Linked DNA regions of Homo sapiens: region 1 is linked to region 2. A link is a contact called in ENCODE Hi-C data. All regions are on one chromosome and are shown on one strand. Each heading gives the region's core, a stretch centred on a gene start or an enhancer-like site at or near the end of the contact. The rest is flanking DNA. Distances are from core to core; before and after follow the strand shown.

Evidence for each region. A loop is a pair of places that touch in the nucleus more often than their neighbours do. Pooled maps may share reads with other maps.
Region 1: a loop to region 2 is called in a pooled map, with 2.4 times the contacts of the local background. The contact joins the promoter of SNHG15 here to the promoter of C7orf25 in region 2. A Hi-C loop is called at or near these places in 7 of 50 pooled maps.

What each region holds. Positions count from the first base shown.
Region 1 is chr7:44,984,225-44,989,466 of GRCh38, reverse strand. SNHG15 (small nucleolar RNA host gene 15) reads left to right here and starts at 2,771. Exons shown (of 3, transcript NR_152597.1): 1 at 2,771-2,942. It overlaps SNORA9 (small nucleolar RNA, H/ACA box 9), which reads left to right and starts at 3,957; the gene lies at 3,957-4,089. RefSeq lists enhancers at 2,178-2,925, 2,961-3,080, 2,926-3,672 and a silencer at 4,199-4,379.
Region 2 is chr7:42,909,749-42,914,286 of GRCh38, reverse strand. C7orf25 (chromosome 7 open reading frame 25) reads left to right here and starts at 2,217. Exons shown (of 2, transcript NM_001099858.2): 1 at 2,217-2,372; 2 at 3,366-4,538. The coding sequence starts at 3,387. RefSeq lists enhancers at 415-474, 1,994-2,690, 2,691-3,388 and a silencer at 2,386-2,645.

The DNA.
Region 1 (5,242 bases), core at 1,522-4,021, 2.1 Mb before region 2:
TTTGAGTCCCTTGGGAGATCCCACTTTCTTCAGTAACACACCTTCTCTGGCCCTTCGTAGCTATTTACTTTCCCAGTACTCTTTCATCATCTTGAAACCACCATTGCAAAATTATAACTGAGACAGTGACAGAGATCTGACCGAACCAACTCCATCTTGCTTCTAACTTCCAAGCTGTCCTTGTTCATTCCTGAGTGTAGGCTGAACTAACTTTGGGAGGAACTTAGTTTATAGTTTAAAAGAAAGACAATAATAGCCCTTTCCCAAAACAAACCCCCATCTTGCCTGGGGACCAGAATGCCTTTGTAGGAGTAACAAATTAGCCAAAAGATTAGAAATTATGATTTAGGAGTCATGCAGCTAGAGGCTACAGGATTCTGACCCTCCCCAAATTGCTCCCGGGAATAACATCACTGAAGTCTAAGATCAGTGCTTGAGATATTTTGCAGACCTCGCACTGGATGGATCAGCTGGCACCACCCAGATCGATAAACTGGCTCATCAGATCTTGTGGCCCCCACCCAGGAACTGACTCAAGCACAAGACAGCTTCAATTCCCTATGATTTCATCTCTGACCCGATCAATCAGCACTCCTGACTCACTGGATGCCACCCACCCTCCAAATTATCCTTAAAAACTGTGACCTCCAAATGCTTGGGGAGACTCATTTGAGTAATAAAAAAAGTCCCAGTTTCCCACACAGCTGGCTCTGCATGAATTATTCTTTCTCTATTGCAATTCACCTGTCTTGATAAATTGGTTCTGCCTAGGCAGCAGGCAAGGTGAACCTGTTGGGCCATTACAATCTCATAGCAGTGGCAGAATGGACAGACCAGTGAACCCTGTGCTAGGACAACCTGCACCAGGCCCTGGCTGTTGTAGGAGGTCCTTTTTTTTTTTTTTTTTTTTGAGATGGAGTTTCACTCTTGTTGTCCAGGCTAGAGTGCAATGGCGCGATCTCGGCTCACCGCAACCTCCGCCCCCTGGGTTCAAGCAATTCTCCTGCCTCAGCCTCCCAAGTAGCTGGGATTACAGGCAGGCACCACCACGCCCGGCTCATTTTGTATTTTTAGTAGAGACCGGGTTTCTCCATGTCAGTCAGGCTAGCCCCAAATTCCTGACCTCAGGTGATCCACCCGCCTCCCCGCCTCGGCCTCCCAAAGTGCTGGGATGACAGGCATAAGCCACCGCGCCCAGCCTGTTGTAGGAGGTCTTGAACAAACCACTTAACTTGTTTGGGTGGGGCTTAGTTTCCACGTTAGTAATCTGGAAGTAACAGTTCTGCCTTATCTGTCTGTTAGGGTTTTGACACTTAGTGAAGTATGGGATTTGTATACTGTAAAGTGATTGAATGTATTTACTAGGTGCAATACATAAAATACGAGTTTCAAGCACTGCTCTGCTTTTACTTATAGAACCACGTTCTCACTTTTCTAGCCTGATCATTCAAGACCCTTGAACACATCGTCCTTATCTCCCGCTCCTCATTGAGACCCTTCCAGAACACTACAAACTTGTAATACTTAGCTGTATCACCAGCAAACCATGTCCTTCCCAATTTCAGGACCTTTCAATGTGCTTTCCTCTGCCTGGGGGTGGGTGGGGGGTGGAGAGTAGTTTCCTCCCAACCCATGAAACCTCTCCACAAAGGTAGAAGAGACAGAAAACCATTACTGAATAAGTATTAAACCAGATTGTGATGCCGTACATCACATGCAACCTGCTAAAGGCAACACAAAGACAGAAACTCACTTTTTCTATGCAGCTAAGTAGAGATAGCCCATCACATTATGTAGGTTTTGCAATTTGGAGTCAGGTGCCAAGTTAAGCCTTTGTCCTCCTAAGAAGCTGGACTCTTGGCCCTTTCGTCCCTTAACAATTGCATTTTTTTCTTTCTTTGTTTTTGAGACAGAGTCTCGCTCTGTCTCCAGGCTGGAGTGCAGTGGTGCTATGTCGGCTCACTGCAACCTCCGCCTCCCGGGTTCAAGCGATTCTCCTGCCTCAGCCTCCCGAGTAGCTGGTACTACAGGCACGCTTCACCATGCCCAGCTAATTTTTGTATTTTTAGTAGGGACAGAGTTTCACCATGTTGGCCAGGATGGTCTCGATCTCTTGATCTTGTGATCCGCCCGCCTCAGCCTCCCAAAGTGCTGGGATTGCAGGCGTGAGCCACCGCACCCAGCCAACAATTACACTTCAAGGAGATGGCTCCCAAGAAACATTCCTGAGTTGAACCTGGCCATATAAGAAAAAGACTTGAGTACATTTGGAAAGGAGAGAGGCTGAAATTTTGAAAGAAAAAGGGAGGGGGATGGTTTCTCGTCCCTTCTTTTCCTCAGGGAAAATTAAACCCTATGTATAATTTGTATTTGCCCTTCCACCTGCATCACCTTTCCCACATGCTCCCACAGGCAGGCTCCTGTTCATTCCCAAGGCTCCGTGTCCACATCGTGCTTGGATTCCGCCCGGCCCCGCCTGTGCGGCCGCACCAGGAAGGCACCACCCATTAGGGGCTCAGCGCGTCCCTCCAGGCCACGCCGTCAGGCCTCCGTCCTTTTAGCTGTAGGGGCAGATTACGTAACTCCAGCCTTCTGGTCACTAAAGGAGGGTAACAAAGGGCGGTCGAGAGACTCCACTGAGTTGACACGCAGACGCAGCCTCAGGACCCTAAACTCTACGCCCCAGCACACCCTACCAAGCGAGCGCCCGCGGCCGCGTGACGTCATCTACCCCAAACGCTGTGGCCCCGGCCACGCACGGCTTCGGGGCGGGACTACGCGGTGACGTCGAGGTGCGCGGCGCAGCGCGCGGCGTCAGTCTTGGCTGGCAGACCTGTACTCCGTACTCCGTACTTCGTAGTCGCAGCGGCGCGGTCTTCGGCAGTCTAGTCATCCACCGCCATCCTGGGCCCCACGTGTTGCCTGACCATTCCTGAGCCCAGGTAGGGGTCCTGGGGGATTGGGTTCAGTGGCGGGCGGCGTGGGAGGCTGGGCCGCAGTGAGTGGGGGCACCAGTGATTCTTGGAGACCAAGCCTTCACTACACGTGCTACTTCCTCTCAAGAGGCGGTTGAGCGCGTTCGGAACATTTTACCCGGAGGAGACTCGGGGATTACTTGATGAGTAACCTCGTGCTTCTCTTTCAGCCGAGAAGTGGGGCTTCTGCATGACCTGGGTGGACCCCAGTAGGTGGGATGGGACGTGTGGTCAGGAGGGACCTCACCGGAAGGCATGGGGTGGCGTGTAGACCTGCCGCAAGAGAGGCTGTAGAGTGGGCCAGGCGTTGCAAGGAGCTAGAGCTGGATAATGGTTCAGAGGCACAAGCTGAAGCTAACTGCGTTTGGAGCTAACTGCATTTGTTCCCTTCTAGGTGGGAGCCGTGGCTGAGGTGACGGTCTCAAAGTGGAAGAGCTTACTGTCACAGCAACTCCTTTGCAAGATGCCCCGGTAAATCACGTTGCAGAGACCCCAACTCTGCCTTCCTGGAACTAGGCCTGCGTTTTCTCTGAACCATTATTTCATGGGGAAAATGAAATCTACTTCATGTGCCTGGTCTACTTACTCCTTCAGAAGTGATTTCTGAGCCGTAAGATACATGAGAAAAAAATGAAGGGGAAAAGGCAGTATTTATATTAACTACATGATGATAAGGATGTTTCTGGTCACAGTGAAAAGCCATGCTAGAATTGTAGTGTCATAGAATAATGTGGAAGTTTAGTTCGTGTTGTCTGATCTATTTAATAATTTAATAAGGTTATCTCTTCCAAGACACCTTCCCTTCTTCCTCAGCCAGAAAGGATCTTTCCCTGAGAGTCATTAGTAGCTCTGGGCTCCTGGAACCAAGCTCAGGTGCCTAATTGAACTCTGGTCTCTTCCCACAGCCCCCAGCAGGGACTGGTGCTTAGTGAGAGTGGACTGCCAGATTCCTTGAGTGTGGGGGATTTGGGTGAATGAGGGTAGCAAGCCTCCAGCGTGCTTGGGTCTGCGGTGACCCTATGCATTCCTTCAGTGCTTGCTAGAACAGTTTTGAAACGGTTTGAGGCCTTGCCCTGCTCCATCCAGAGCAAGGTTATAGAAATTTCAGACAATGACTTCCTCCCTCCTGGATCTAGTGTCCTGGGCCTTGTATAGATCCGTGCCATCTAATGTGGTAGCCACTTGGCACACATGATTAAATTAAATTTGGAGTTTTATTTCATTTTCACACTAGCCACATTTCAGATGATCAGTAGCCACAGGTGGCCAGTGGCTACCATATTGGACCGCACAGATTAGAGGGCATTTCTGTCGCTGTGGAAGTTGTTTTGGACAATGCTGGTGTGAAAGGTGAAGGGAATCCTGAGTGTTTGCTGTGCTCCAGGCTCAGTACAAATTTTATTTTATTATACACTTAAAGCAAAAGTCTTATAAAAGTTGAGGATGAAGCCAAGAGTGGTGGTAAGGGTAGGAGTTGAAACAGTGAAGAGGAATAACAGGGAAGAGTCCTGCCCTGAGAGACTCATGGAATAGGATATTTACAAGGCAAAGCAAAGAGAACCAAAGTCTCAGTTCTGCAGAGGAGCTGAGTGCCCCAGGAGCTAGTGGAGGGTGAGGTCAATGTGTGCTCATCTTAAAGGAAAAACTCATGGAAGAGGAAGGTGCTAATGTTGAACACCTATTTTGCGCCAGACCTCTTAATTGTTTTAAATCTTTGAGGTATCATCATGAGGTCGTTTTTAAGTTCAGTACAGATGAGGGGCCCAAGGTCAGAATTATGTGTCCAGGGTTGCCCAGCCACAAACCAGCAGATCAGGGTTTGATGCCAGGCCTCTCTAACCCTGCATCCTGAGTGGAATATAGAAGCCGGTGGGAAGTTTGGATGGGAAGGAGATGGATGCCTTCAAGTTCTTGTCTTGGTGTTAGGTGTGTTAAAGGACTGGCTGGGATGAGAAGAGTGTTGCTGGCTTGAGCATAGCACGAGCAGCACAGCTCCTGTGTTCCTCTGGGTGGTGGGGTCACCTCTCTTAAAGGTAGAGGCTTTCAGCTGATTCTGTCTTTTCAGGCCAGGAATAGTTGCTGAACACCCCAGGCCTGCTGAGGTCCCTCCTTGAGTCTCATGTTCAAGCAGTCTTGTGAGTAAAGCACTGGCTACCCCTTTTCACTTACTATCTTTTCAAGCATGTTCTACCACCTTGGAAGGTAAGAGGTTAGTACCTTCTTCCAGAGCAGAGGGCAGGCATTCTTGCTGTGCGTTGTGAAAGGGT
Region 2 (4,538 bases), core at 968-3,467:
TCTCACTACATTGTCCAGGCTGGATTTGAACTCCTGTGCTCAAGTGATTCTCCCGCCCTGGACTCACAAAGTGTTGGGATTACAAATAAGCCATGGCGGCGCCCAGCCCACTTGGTTACTTTGTTTTCTGCGTAGCTGTCACCAATCCTTGCCAGATTCCCCCAACAGAAATTTAACACCCTCTGCTTAATATTTTCCTCATCAGTCAGATATCAGGCACTCTGTATCAGTTCTCTTCCCCACACCTCAGAGAAGTTTCTCTTAGAACCCTCTGTCTTCCTGTTCCAATCCAGGCTAGGTGCTTGTTTGAAACTATCTTTATTCTCCTTGCTTTCTCTCTGAATTGGCTGGGTTTAAAAACTCTAAGAAATAAATTATCTCCACATTTTGAAAGCATTACTCCCTTCTAAATTCCAGTGTTGCTGATAGGAAGCCTAATACTATTGCGTATGTGATGCCAAGTCCTTTGTAAGTTTTCCCCTCTGCAGCTCTTGGTTTTTCTCTTATCTGCTGTGTTCTGAAACTTCACAACCATGTTCCTTTGTGTGGGTTTCTTAATAGTCATTGTGGTGAGCACTCAGTGGGCCCTTGCACTGTGAAAAACGTTTCTGTTTGCTAAATTTTCTATTAAGTTTTTGAAAAATTTTCTCTTCATTTTGTTTTTGTTTCTAAACTCCTGTTAATTGGATACTGGATCCTTTTGTTTTTGCTCCATTTTTCATCTATTTCTACTTTCTAAATTTTTCCAACTCATTGATGTTTTGAAATTTGGGATATGATTTTTACTACAGAAGAACCATTTCCTGTGCTCTGCTGTCTCCTTAAAAAAAGAAATCCTCTTGTTTCATAGCTGAAATATCTTTTATTTGAAGATGCTAGTTATAGAATACTTTTTGAGACCATTTTGTTCTGTTTTCCATTTCCTTCAAATAACAAAAACGTTGGGAAATGCTGTGTTCGTGAGGCTCACACTAGGGGATGCTGAATGTTGGTATTGCCGAGCCATTTCTCTAGGGTCTTTTGTCTACTCATTTCTTCAGAGAAAAATAGGGTTATGGGGAGATAGTGGTAGGGAGCGGTAGAGGGGTGCCTGCATTATGGGAGGGGCAGAGAAGGGGGCTGCTAGCATTGCACTATTCAGTAGGAAAACATCATGGCACCTCTCATCCTTTGTTAGGCTTTGTGTCTGGAATCCCTCTGATGCCCTGTCTTTAGCATCTTAAACTAGTCTTCTGCCTGAACAATTTACTGCCCTCCCTTCTACCTTCAAGGCACCTGAAGCTTTCTGGGGTTCTGCTTTGTGAATCAGTGGCTAAATATCCCCTTCTACAAGCAGTTTGCTCAGTTCTCCTGACACCATCTGCAAAGAGGGTGCTTGGGTTCAGGTAACCTCCCTATGGCTCACTTATCTGTAAAGCATACTTAATATCTCTACCTTTTAGGTTGTTTAAAGGAGTGAACAATGTGTAAAACACTTAGAACAATGTCTGTCACGCTGTAAGGACTGAATAAGTTATTGCTCTTGTCCTCCAAAAATGTGTTGGTATAACCGGTCTGCAGTCATCTCTTCTCTTGTTCTTTTTGCCTTTGTTTGTTCCCTTTGTCATTGCTTTACTGTTATTTGGAGAAGGAGCATTGCTTTACTGTTAAGTTTGGAGAAGGAGCAGGATACACAGGATTAATTATAACTGGAAGTCCTCTTTAATATTTTAAATTAGCTTTACTTTCTTACAGCCCTAATCTTTCTGGGTGACTCTGGACACTCTACTACAGTAATATGAATATGGCAGCCCCTCGGAAGCCATGCAATCATTTCTTCTCTTCAGAAGGACAGCACACTTTCTTTGGAGGGCCCAGGACAATGCAGTGGAAAGTGCTTTGGCTTGGAGGCAGAAGTCCCAGAGGCAGTACTTCTCAGCTGTCACCTCTGACAAGCTTCTCCAGCGTTTCTTCTGTTAAAATGAGCCCCCAAAATGCCTACGACCCGGTTGCGATCGAGTGGCCGACGCCCCCAGTGGGAGTGAGGCCCAGCACGCGAGCTCGGTCCCTCTTCCTGGAGCCAGGTGGGTGCGCGCCTTCAGGCTCACCCGGCGGCGCAAGCGGGAGAAGCCAGGTGCCCTCAATAAACATGGCCGCCACGCCAGCGTCAACCCGGCTCGGGAGGCCGCGCTGCCGCTTGGGAATCGCAGGTTTGGCGTCACCCGGCCCGGAACCACGTGATGCAGGAGGTGCCCGAGGCGGCGGGGCTCGCGCGGGTGGAGCCGCCTCGGCGTTCGAGCGGGGTGGGGGCTGCCCGGTTGAGATTTCCCGGCGGGTCCCGGCCTCTGCGTGCACGCGCCTGCGTGCTCGCGCTCGCGGTTCTGGCGCTGCCGGTGAGGAGCCGGGGAGCGAGGCGGGGAGGCTGGGAGCGGGGCGCCTCTTCTGAGGCCAGAGGGGGCTGGGCAGGGCCGGCCCGGCGGGAAGGGGGTCGGCCGCGCGCTATCAGCGCCTGGTCCCTGAGCCGCGGCGCTGGCGGTGGGGGCTTTTCGGCCCCGGCCCCTCCTGGCAGGGCCCGGCTGTGCAGGTGGCCGGGCAGGGCCGAGGGCCCCGCAGCCCACCGAGAAGGCCCCGCCGGCCTCTGGCCCGCCCACCCGGCGACCTGCGCTGGGGCCGCTTGCACGGCCGCCGCGGGTTGCAGCCTTGGAGTTTAGTTTCATCTTCGGATTTTCCTTCAGAGTCGGAGTGGGAGTGGGACGCAAGTTGGTGGTCTTCTTCGGTCTTTTAAAATAGTCTGGGTTGACGTCAAATGCAGAAATGAGGCAGTGTTGATTTTTTTTGGCGTAAGTACCCCAAGCCTCGGGGGAAATCATGAGGCAGCCGGTTGAAGGAGACCAACTCGGGAAGGAGGAAAAGGTTAGGGAGGCTGAAGTGCTCAGTTTAGGACAGACACTTGCTTTGGACAGTTTGCTAACTAGCCAGTCTGTGTGTATTTTTGTTTTCGGCATTTTTGTCGCCTTTATTAAAATTTCTCAGCAGTTAAACAGGCCGCTGATAGACATAAGGGAATTATTTATATAGCAGATTGCCCAACTCTTGCATTGTATCCTAACCTAGGACCATGCTGTGTCCCCATGGCTTTCAAGCTGAAGAAATGAAGGTCTAAAGTGTGTCAGACGTACCTAAAGAAGAGTTCAAAAGTGTAGCTGCCATCCTTTCCTTAGCTATCAGAGGAAGCAGTCACTCCAGAATGAGACATACACAAGCCCGGGTTCATAGACTCACCCTCCATAAGCTGTGTTGCTAGATTGAAGTTTTTAATCACCAGTGAAGAATTGATTGTCATAATTTTAGGAGACTACTGAAGTTTGCCTTGTTTCTTTCCCTAGGAAAGGAATAATGCTGACAGCATGTCTGCACATTCCATGCTCTGTGAACGAATCGCCATAGCCAAGGAACTGATCAAGAGAGCAGAATCACTTTCTAGATCAAGAAAAGGTGGCATAGAAGGTGGTGCAAAGCTGTGCAGCAAATTGAAGGCAGAATTAAAATTCTTGCAGAAAGTAGAAGCTGGGAAAGTAGCTATTAAAGAGTCTCATTTACAGAGCACTAACCTAACACACCTGAGAGCCATTGTGGAATCAGCAGAAAACCTGGAAGAAGTTGTTAGTGTTCTTCATGTCTTTGGTTATACAGATACCTTAGGAGAAAAGCAAACCCTTGTGGTAGATGTAGTTGCAAATGGTGGTCATACTTGGGTGAAAGCCATTGGCCGGAAGGCTGAAGCTCTTCATAACATCTGGCTGGGCAGGGGCCAATATGGTGACAAAAGCATCATTGAGCAGGCTGAAGACTTCCTCCAGGCCAGTCACCAGCAGCCAGTGCAGTATAGCAACCCTCACATCATCTTTGCATTTTACAACAGTGTCTCCAGCCCCATGGCAGAGAAGCTGAAAGAAATGGGCATATCTGTGAGAGGAGACATAGTAGCAGTCAACGCTCTGTTAGATCACCCTGAAGAGCTTCAACCAAGTGAGAGTGAATCAGATGATGAGGGCCCTGAACTTTTGCAGGTGACCAGAGTTGACCGAGAAAATATACTAGCAAGTGTTGCGTTTCCAACAGAAATTAAGGTCGATGTGTGCAAAAGAGTAAATCTGGACATTACTACTTTAATCACATATGTATCTGCCCTCAGCTATGGAGGCTGCCACTTTATTTTCAAAGAGAAAGTGCTCACAGAACAAGCAGAGCAAGAGAGGAAAGAGCAGGTTCTACCTCAGCTGGAGGCCTTTATGAAGGACAAGGAGTTGTTTGCTTGTGAATCTGCTGTCAAGGACTTTCAGTCTATTTTAGATACCTTAGGAGGACCTGGGGAGAGAGAGAGGGCCACTGTGTTAATTAAGCGAATTAATGTGGTACCAGACCAGCCTTCTGAGCGTGCCTTGAGACTAGTGGCCAGTTCAAAAATTAATAGCCGCTCATTAACAATTTTTGGGACGGGAGACACCCTAAAAGCCATCACAATGACTGCTAATAGTGGTTTTGTCAGAGCTGCAAAC